Linked DNA regions of Homo sapiens: region 1 is linked to region 2. The links are chromatin loops, found by intact Hi-C in ENCODE. Cell type or tissue: dorsolateral prefrontal cortex. All regions are shown on one strand. Each heading gives the region's core, and the rest is flanking DNA. Links, peaks and the distances in the headings are about the cores only. Region 1 overlaps RYBP (RING1 and YY1 binding protein). Region 2 overlaps LOC105377161 (a long non-coding RNA gene).

Region 1 (5,377 bases), core at 238-5,237, 280 kb before region 2:
AGTAGATTCAGGAGCACATCCAATTATAAATGATTGTTAGGAAAATCATATAAAACAATGGAATACATAAAAGTGTCAAGAGTAATCGTCAGGGTGCGAAATTCCTTGGTGGCCAGATGCCCATGGCAAGCAGAAATTATCCTGGCAGCATCACTAAGAGGTCGATGTCCACAGAAGATTCTCCAGGGATGCAAGCAGCATGGGCAGGTGGAGGTTTTGAATTTCATACCCTGATTCATAGTTTTCACAATTCCATGTGCAATTTCAGAAAGATTCATCATTGACTGCTGACATGTCGCCCTTTGGCGTGGAGGAACGGGAGGAGCCCTTGTCTGTGCTCTCTGACCCCGAGCTGCTCTGGTTCTGCTGTTCTGACCCTGCACTGGAGGTCACTGTGGATGAGGATGTCGATGAGGAGCGAGTCTTTTCCTTAAAGTCTGTGATAATGACGGTGACGTTGCCCACAGTTACTGCCAACTGCTGTGCAGTGCTCCTGTCCACGTTTTTCAGCCGGGGCCTAGAAGCAACACCACAGGGGAAGAGCCAATTAAGTAAGTTATGGATCAAAAACAGCTTCTGGCAGAATATCATCAATACGCACAAGACTTCATGACACTGTGGCAATGAATCCGAACTGCCTACCACACATGCCAAAGCCGACTACAGAGTGTGCTACTCAGTTTTAGCAATAATCCAACAAGCACGGATAGCAAAGCTTGGGACCAATGTAAAATTACTATTATCTGTTTCCTGTTCTGGCCACAGTATTTAAAAAAGAGAAAAAGTCACCAGCCCCACCCATACTTAGCTCTTCACCTTCTTAGCCTACAAACCCAAGGCACAAAACCACCCTGGATTCATGATTACGATTAAGTAAATCAGAGCAGTGATTTAGTATGTCATTCTAGTTTCCAAGTACCTTGAGGTGTGATTTGTTTCGCTGGTCTTTGTTGTAGCATTTGCAGACTGTATGCTGTTTGCTTCACTAGGAGGATCTTTCAGAATGTCAGACTTTGGTCTAAATGAGGGAGATACAAAACAAACAAACAAACAAAAAAAACAGGCATTTAGAAGATATCTTGAATTCACTTGCAAAGTAATATCCTGTACTTAGTTAACCAGAAACTTACTTGGTTTTCTTGTTGGTATTTTTCTTGGTAACACTAGGACTAATTTCCTTGTCTTTCTCAGGTTTCTCTTTGTCCTGCTTTTCAACTTTCTCCTTCTTCTCCTTTTTAGGGGGTGGTGGGGTGGCATACTGTTGTGCCACTTGTTGTGCCACCAGCTGAGAATTGATCCGAGGTTTTCTGAAATGTTCAAAAAATATATATCACTATTTGCTTTATAAAGTTTTTAAACATTTTTATCTGGTCTCACATTCCTTGGGTATTTTATTACTGATATCTGCCAACTCAAAACTAAATTATAAGGTTCATGTTATTTCTGCATTATTTTGTATGGATTATTTAGTATGGATACTAAACTTTTCCTTTTTCAAAGGAAATGATACATTCACATGTGATAACACTAACATACACATCCCTGTGCAGTAAAATAGTTTTTGAGCCAATAAAACATGACAGTGTTTCTAAGAGTGCTGAGAACACTACTTCTTTCAAGCCGTCAAGATTATACTGACTGACAGCTTTCAAGTACTCCTGCTGCAGAGGGTTAATCTCATTTTATTAAATGGACACTGGTAATCCCTTGAAAAGAGAATGAAATTAGAAGTGTGACATTCACTCCTCAATCTAATTATTCCAACTTGTTCTGTTCCCCTGCAGCTCTGTGATTGGCACAGACAACACATAGAGAGCAACAAAGGTAACTATGGCTCATACTAGCTCCCAAGGGAGTGAAGACTGAAAGTCACTGTAAAAAAATCATACACAAGTGACACATTCATTGTGCCATAAACCATTATGTCTGTGCCAATCTCCAACTGACACTGGCTCTTAGCACTATTGTTCACAAATTCTAAGAGATGCCAAACACTTTCACAATGCATGACCATTCACAGCCCTAAATGAGAAAGGGAGACAGGAATGCCTATGCTTTATTTCTAAATAATATTAACTCTCCAAGACATTCCCATCTAGATAGACATTTACAATATAATAAACTCTCCAAGTTTAAGATGGAAAACAAATATACGAATGGTTCATTAACAAAGTAAAACAACTGGCTGCCACAATGTAATAGTCCCCTTCAGAACCGATAGCTCCCTCTCCAATTCCCCAGGATGGAGAAAGGGACTGGAGAAAAATAACTGGACAGACCAAGTCTGACTCATCAATGGGAGAGTCAGCGGTGGAGGATTAGAAAACAAAAATCTAAAAACAAAACCCAAAACAAAGCTGCTGCATTCTTACCTAATGCTGCTATTCTTTTTTGTTTTGAGACAGTCTCACTCTGTTGCCCAGGCTGGAATGCAGTGGCACGATCTTGGCTCACTACAACCTCCACCTTCCAGGTTTGAGCGATTCTCCTGATTCAGCCTCCTGAGTAGCTTGGTTGGACTGCAGGCGCCTGCCACCATACCTGGCTATTTTTGTATTTTTAGTAAAGACGGGGTTTCACCATGTTGGCCAGGCTGGTCTCGAACTCCCGATCCACCCGCCTCGGCCTCCCAAAGTGCTTGGGGGTAATATGGTGTGAGCCACTGCACCTGGCCAATGTTGCTATTCTTTACCAGGAAACAAAATGAGAGTCACTAGGTGCATGATATGTTGGCTCCCTAAGCTAAGTGTGGTTACTGGAGCACCTCTTGGGCAGTGGCTATGATACAGCTGACAGGTGACGCAGGAGAGGTAGGGACAGATGCTTATGCCATGACAGTATCAAAGTTAATCTGAGCATTGAACTGGGTATATTCTGAGTGTTTCAGTACTGGTCGTGGCCTCTAGCAATACAAGTTTTGGTCATGGGATGGCATACCACGAAACCTTGTATTACCTGAGCCTGGATCACAAGTGACAAGGGATGGATTCAAACACATGTGAAAGCACCCTGGAGAAGGGGCATGTACTTACTCTAGGCCCCTCTCTTCCAAGAAACACACAGGACCCCCTAGGTGAAAGGTGACTTTCCCTTTTTCACAGATTCTAACAGCAGCAGTAGCCATTCTAACACATTTTACTCCTTTTAAAGAGGAAGTATGATTGTGTTAATACTTAAAAAAAAATGACCGCTACAAAACATTGCACATGCACTCACTGGGGCCACAGATTAGATGTCTAGAGGGATTACCAAACAGTTTAAATTAGTGCTAAAATAAACTACCATACATTAACCAATATTTAGGTGTTAAAATGAAATAATGTAGCCAGAGTTAATAATGTGAATAAACCACTCAAACTTTATGGGAAACTACACCCTGATGAAGAGTTTCAATTAAGCCAGTATGGGTACTTTACGCCAGAGAAATCTGATCCAAGAACAAGAGAGGACAGCTGAACACCAATTTAAGACTATCCTAAACACAGAGAGAATCAAAGGTAAGCCACGTGCTTGGCCCCAGAGAAATCTCAGCCTAATCACCAGGCCCATCCAATCTTGAGACGGAGGAGCCTACCTTACTCCAGGACAACCTATAAAAGTTGTCACTTAACACATTACACTGTAACTGTCAATCAACTGTGTACTACTCCACAGCAAAGACCACATTTAATCATCTTTGTCATCGTGGCATTAAGCAGTGCTAGGTACTCAATAAAATTATCTACTGGATGAATAAATGAACACTGCAGAGAAAGACAAAGTAGGATGCAAATTGAGAAAAGGGCCCAAGCTTTGGAAATCGAGGTCGCTGGTGACTTTTAGGAGAGCAGGCTATGTGGGATGAGGGCGGCAAGAATTAAGAGCCTGAAGGTTGTCAGACGAAGAGCACAGGAGCTCTTCCTTACCTCAGAACTGTGGTGCTGAATTAAGAGATTGCTCTGCTTATTACCCAAGCAAACTGAGAAGAATTTCTGTAGGAAATAGGGTCTTGGATGATGCTGTACAATCAAAAAGGGAGAACGATAGAGGGCATGCAAGACAGAGAGGTTAAATCACTGGTCAAAGGGAGAGAAAGAACACAATCAAACAGAAGTCCTGGGGAAAGAAATGGGGACACTTTCTGCTGAGACATAAGAGAGATGCTAGGTAAAGATAAAGTGACATTTTTACTAGAAAGATGACAATCTGAGGACGTTCTCTCAGTTGGCCTCTCCCTTCACAGGGAGGCAGGCAATATGGCAGAGGTAGTGTAGGGGTCGTGAGCAGAATTTGGAAATGAGAAATCAGAAAAGAGATTAAATGAACCACGGAGATCGAAAGCAGTGCCTGGTTTGGACAGTATAGGAGAAAAGAGAGCAAGTGATGAACAGAGAGAGAAAAGGAAATTTACTCGCATCTCACAAATTACCCTTAATAGCATGAATATAGTATGCCTAAAAGAAGCAGGTCTCCACTACCCAGAGATCATGCTTATCCAAAATGACTTATTCCCTAAAACACGGCCCGTCTGCCAGGACTATTTATTGGCACACTGTAGACAACATGTAAGGTGCCCTCTGGATGGTTCTGCCACTGCTATCATTCAACAGTTCAGCAAATGCACGCTCAGAATTCTTCAGTGCATGCAACACAATCTGGTATCTACAGGATGAAGTCTGTATGTACAAAAGGTAAATTTCAGCCATAAGTCCTCCTAAAATGCAACATATAAGCACAACTGGGTGAATGTCTCACTTGCTCCTAAGAAAATGTTTGACTAGTACGGTGAAGCGTTTCTCCCTCTGTTGGTCAACAAACCAAAACTTCACAAATGAAAAGGCCGCAAGACTATTTGGGATCTGGTTATTACCAAGAAAAATGGGGCATCTGCTAAACTACCTGTGTTGTTTGAAAACTGCTGCTGTGTTCTGAATGTCTTCTATGTGTCCTTAAATGACAACCTAACTCTTAAACCATCACTTGCCCCCCTTCCCCACCCAAACCCCTCAACAACAGGTGAGCATTTATCATCTTAATTAGCATAACTGCTTTTTCAAACTAGTTCTCCCAATAAATGCCACAGTACTCCTAGAGTTGGGGGGCAGGGGATGAGGTAGGGAAATTCACCTTTTGGAAGGCGAAGGAAAAGAAAAATACAAGGGCGACCAGGCTGAGCCCTCCCATATAAAGATACTGCACCATCAGAGCTGTTCTGGCAGCTCTTGAAATCTGTCCCCTCCCCACTTCTGGGCTAATACTCTCTTCGCTGCGTGGCAAGTGGAAGAATGAGAAAGTCCAATTTCCATTGAGAGCTATGCACACTCCCACATTCCACTCCTGGGATGCTGTGCCAGGCTCTCCAGGTTGGTTAAACTTTACAAATGTACCCAACATGGGA
Region 2 (5,377 bases), core at 164-5,163:
GATACTTAGAATCTGCCTTTTTAACAAACACGCCAGGGGGTCCTCGTGTGTCTCCTTAATGAAGTTCATCATCACTGTGAGTTTGTGAGCTCTAGGAATCTATATGCCTTATTTGCTACTATAACCCAGATACTGTGTGCAGAGTCCTAATGCTCTGTAAATATTCCGGGAGGAAATTATTTATTGAAGGCTCACTTTGTGCCTGACGTTTTGCTAAGTGGTTTCAAGGCCAGTTACTTTAATCACAACTCAAGGGAAGTATTCCAATACCCATTTTGTAGATGACAAAGTGGACTCAGAGAACTTAAGAAGCTAGCCTGAGGCCCCTTAGAAAGAAAGAGAGGCAGCATCCGAATCCTGGTCTGAGGTCCAAACTCCAGCTTATCACATTCAGCCACACCACTTCTAGAAGGTTCCATGGCGTTTCTTTTCTTGAGAGAAAAATAGAATTGTAATTCTCCATTCACCTTCCTCTTCTCCTATCATCTACCTGCTCATCTGTTTGTCTACACACACACACACACATTTCAAGATTGACCATCATCTAAAATGGCACCAGAACTCACCCCAGGACATGCTATACAGAGGTTTATACTCATACTTTCCTGACTTCTTGTTGTAACATGTCTTTTCTAAGCTAAAGGAAACCAGTTATTCCTCGTTCCAGTTGTAATTATCTTACTTATTTTAAAGTAGTTGTTGCAAACTAGCCTAAGCAATTTGGCTATTCAAACTACTAGGTGTTTGATCATGATGGCTTCCTGCAATAGGTAAGAAGTCCATGAAGGCTACAAGCTACCTCCCCCGATCACCTAATCAGATAGTATGTTACAAAGACAGTCTGTCTCAGACCAAATTCCACATTTTGCTAACTGGTTTCAAGGCCAGCAAGCAGGCACATAAACAGCCACACCACCCATTCTGTTAACCCGGGGACATGTCAGCCCTCTCACTTTAGACACTTCGACAGCCTCTTTCACAAAAAGTGTAGTCAAGGCACACGTGACACTATTGTCAGCGCAGTATCTAGCCTAGTCAGGCAGGTGATCAAATCAACCCTTTAATATATAGACATAGGACTGTTTGGACTTCCAAGGCTGGAGCCTTTCTAAAAGAATAAGCAACTGGTCTGGCTAGACTTATTTATAATGTCTTCAGGCAAGGCAAACGCACTATGAAACATTTCCAGCCATCTACCATTCTTGAACGCCATTCTTTTCATCAATGAAAAACCATTTTAGAAATCCATTATGCTAATTAACACACCCATGGATGCTGAGCTAGGACAGATAATTGAAGCACTTATGGTACCTTCCTCTGGAGTGTGGGGTTGTGATCTTTCGAATGTTAACAGCCCCTACAATGTAGATGAAAGCTAACACATACACACACACCCCATGCATACATGTGCACAGAGACATGGTGTATGAAATATGCTTTATGTTTAGAAGTAAATTACAGTCAATATATCAGTCATAACCACCACCATCTGATGAGAACTTACCGTACGCCCAGTACTGTGCTAAAGGTTTGACCAAACAAGAAAATGTATCTTCTCTGATCCTCACTGAAGAGACTGAGAGCCCAGAAAAGCCATCGAGGAAGGACAAGCTGGCCTCGCACTCTGGCTGACTTGACAGCCATTCATCTTAGTGACTCCAGGAGGCTGGTTGCCTGTGAGTTCTTCTGGGCCTCCTGGGAATTCCCCCATCATCATCAACAACAATTTTTCACTCTTGGCTCAAAACCTTGAACAATAAATAAAATCCTGATCCCCAGAAAGTATTCCACAGCATGACTCCTGAACATAATTGATTCTGAAGGAGGCTTGGGAACTCCTCCTGGGTGACAACTGTGTTATATCTGGAAACATGCCAGGCAGCCGGCTCTGTGAGCCTACCAAGCCCAAGGGTAGCCAGAACTCAAATGTCTGCTGCTCCCCATTAGGCCTCCACATGGGAGCCCCCTTCTTCTGCCACCCTCTGCTTTGTGTCTGTGTTTGAATTTATCAGCCACCCCAATGGGTTGGGTACAGAAGCTGAAGAGGAGGCCAGCCAACCATCATCCAGGAGTGTCCTTGCCTCCTGCCAGGGAGGGGCAAGGACTTGGCCATTTCAGTAATGAACTACTGTGCTGTCAGGGCAGAAAAGAGAAGGAACAGGTCATCGGGGGTGGTGAGTAGTCAGAGTCTGGAGACAGTATGAAGGGAGAGTGAAAAGAACTTGCTGATGAATTCAACAAAGAGTTACAAGAAGGAGAGGAGGCAAGACCGACTTGAAGATTTGGGGCCTATGCCAAGAAGAATAAAGCTACCACTGACCACCTGGGGAAGACTCAAGTGGGGAATAGCTGGACATGTAGGGTTTGAAATGCCTGTTACATATCTGAAGTACACTCATTTTCTGTGACTGGATAACAGATTACCCCACACTTTGCAGCTAAAACAATGCCCATGTATTAGCTCATAGTTCTGGAAGTCAGTAGTCCAGGTAGACTCAACTGAGTTCTCTGGGCAGGTTATCAGAAGGCTGAAATCAGGTGGTAGCTGGCCTAGGGTCCTGTGTGAACGCTCTGAGGAAGCATCTCATTGCAAATGTATTCTCTGTGTTGGAAGACTCTGTTCCTTGCATGCGTGGGCCCAAGCTCCCTGTTCCCTTGGTGGCTGTCAGCTATGGGCCACTCTTAGCTTCCAGAAGCTTCCCATAGTCCTTACTGCAGGACTCCTTTCAACTTCAAGCCAGAAAGCCTGGGTCAAATTCTTCTCCTGCTTCCAACTTCTCACTTCCTCTTCTGCCACCAGTCAGAGAAAACTCTAGGATTAGATCAGGCCTCCTTGAATAATCTCCCCTTCTTAGGATCAAGTGTGCCATAGGACATCACCTAATCATGGGAGCAAAATCCAGCATATTCACAGGTCTGGGGATTAAGCAGGGTACACACAGTGGGGTGGGGTGAGACGGCAGAAAGTCTTGCGTGCTTCCTTAGAATTTTGCCTGCCACCCAAGGGGAGATGTAGAGGAGACATTCTCTTTCAGAAACTTCCAGGGCTGAAGGATGGGGCAGAAGGAGGAGGGGAGGAACCCATCTGGATCTCTTTAGCCTCTGGAACCTGAAGCACTCAGGAAAGAAGGCCTGGCCCTTTGAAGCTGCCCCTGCCAGGCCCCACAATGGGCCAGCCCTGCCAGCCCTCCTGCACAGGCCCTGAGGCATCTTGGCAGCAGCATCCCCGAGTCTGGCAGGTGAGTCAACATTTGGCTTCTCTCCTGGGCTTTCTTGGAAAGGGCTGTGTTCCAGATTGGCAGCTGTGCTAGCTGGAAAGGAGGCCAGAAAAGAGCCAAGTTCCGGGGGCCCTGCTGCCAGGCAGGACACCTGGACCTTCTCTCCCCTAGTTACTGAAAATGGCAGAAGGAAACCCAGGGAAGCCAGAGCAGTAGTAAAGCAGAGTGGCCAAAAAATTTCAGGCTATGGAGTCAGATGGATGACTTAGCCTCTCAATTTCCCCATCTGTAAAATGGGAATCGTCATTAGTAGCTGCAATGAAGGGGCCTGTGACAATTGAACAGCGTGCTACCTGCAAATCATTTTGCACAATGGCTGGCATATCGAAAACATGAGTAAAGCCTGCACAATGGATACTATTAACTGAAGGGGAAATGCCTGGCAAATAGAGGTGGTTCAACCAGGTGGAATTAAAAAGGAGAAAGGGATTAGGTGAAGGGGACAAAGGGATAGCCAACCCCTTTTATAAGAAACTCTCATAATAGTGGAATGTAAGTTGGTTGTTTCTCTAATGACTTATGAATATACAAAGCCCCATTGCTAAACCCCTAGGCATGATGGATTTTGATTGGGCCGCAGTGTAAATTTGGATATGATATTCCCAGGACTCCTGGGTAGTAAGATTGGATTTCTGCTACCTATAGAAATTCAAGAGGGAAGGGAGGGAAAGCAATAGAAGACTATTGTGTTGATGTGTTGTAGGCCACGTTTGGTTGCAAAGAATAGAACCGCCTAAGATAATGGGGTAGAGTAACATTTGGGGCATTTAATGGTGGGTTCACACCATACTTCTGTACTCATCAAATTTCTCTGCTGCATCCTAAAAACCTCTCTCCCCCAACTGCTATCCCCAGCCTGCTCAGCAAGAAACGAGTCAGTTACTCCGTAGGGAAATAAAGCAAGGACTGCATTTACTCCCGGGCAGCACAGTGGGAGAATGAAAATCACAGGCTCCACTAGGTTTGCTCCAAGGAGCTTGGGATTTCTTCAGTCACAACCAAATCATCTCTCTTGTCTGGCAAGGACCACCAGACCTCAATAATCATCCAGTTTGCAGTGACATGTCCCATGGCTAACACCCTCCCCCCATCATGCCCACCCCACAACAATGGGCAGGACAAAAGCCTTCTTGGACAGGTGACCAGCTGAGACCACTGAACCCACTGAGAGTAGTGAGTGGAATAAAAATAAGGTCTTATTCCTGATCAAGGTGGATAAGTTGAGATCAGTTTGAAATCCTCATTGACTGGGGCTCCAGACGTGCTTATTCAAAGTATATAGTAGGCAATCCGGTGGGCACCCAGCAACGGGAGATCAAGATAGCCAGGCCCGCCACTGCATGTCAACTCAGTCCCCTTTTCCCTTTACAGACTAGCATGCCTTCTCTCTGCCTTCCTAAGAGACAGTACACAGCATTAAAGTCACTGCCCCAACCCGGCTGTACATGATCTTTCAGGTCAAATGCCAAGCACTATCTAAGTGTAGTTATGTGTCTCTTAGTTCACACATTTGACAGACAAGTTGGTTGGCTCACAGACTGGGCCTATGGATTGGTTCCTGGTGAGGAGTTTACTTTTGATACAGTCAGTAGTGGGAGATGGGGGGATGGAGTTAGGTGGCATAGACATGACGGCTTAGACATACCTCCTCCTTCCATTAGGTGGTGAGGGACTAGACTCTCAGAGGTCGGACAGGGCCTTGGCAGGCACCCCAAATATATCCACCATAAACAACCCCCAACCCAATTCAGATTTCACAAGTTCCCTCTGAAGCATCATTACAGAGTTCTTGAAATCTAATCTATTCCAGAACATTCCCAGATGGACCAAAAAAGAACTGACACATTTTTGTATCCTCCCTTTCTCCCAGAATCAAAATTTTCAGTATTATTTTGAAACTAGCTATCCAGAAATCCCATTTTTCAGAGCAAAGTCTTTTGTGGTTAATTAAATAATTAACTCCCATTTATCTTTTCAACAAGTCTCGGTTTTCATAGAGCGGGCTTCTTTAATGTGGGGTACACCCATATGGGTGTTTCTGGGGCAACAGTGTGTCACAGAACAAGCCAATTAAGTACAGGCGAGTTAATGGCCTTGTC

The links. Hi-C counts contacts between places; a loop is a spot of excess contacts. Peaks named below come from ENCODE experiments on the same cell type or tissue, not always from the same donor. Only the 100,000 strongest peaks of a DNase experiment are listed, where the experiment ranks them.
Region 1: it touches region 2 in a loop (8-fold over the local background); 2 of 110 quality-filtered maps call a loop at or near these places.

The regions. Positions count from the first base shown.
Region 1 is chr3:72,378,121-72,383,497 of GRCh38, forward strand. It overlaps RYBP (RING1 and YY1 binding protein), which reads right to left. Exons shown (of 4, transcript NM_012234.7): 2 at 1,131-1,307; 3 at 920-1,018; 4 at 1-517. The coding sequence ends at 265. Among named protein-coding and RNA genes, the nearest start is that of RYBP, 66 kb to the right of the region's middle. In dorsolateral prefrontal cortex, for the core only: no CTCF peak of the experiment used is centred there; no DNase peak of the experiment used is centred there; H3K4me3 peaks cover 2,422 bases; H3K27ac peaks cover 5,000 bases.
Region 2 is chr3:72,658,041-72,663,417 of GRCh38, forward strand. The region is part of intron 5 of LOC105377161 (a long non-coding RNA gene); the gene reads right to left. It overlaps LOC105377162 (a long non-coding RNA gene), which reads right to left. Exons shown (of 2, transcript NR_135531.1): 2 at 5,256-5,377. Among named protein-coding and RNA genes, the nearest start is that of SHQ1, 190 kb to the right of the region's middle. In dorsolateral prefrontal cortex, for the core only: no CTCF peak of the experiment used is centred there; a DNase peak (open chromatin) is centred at 3,261; H3K27ac peaks cover 2,331 bases.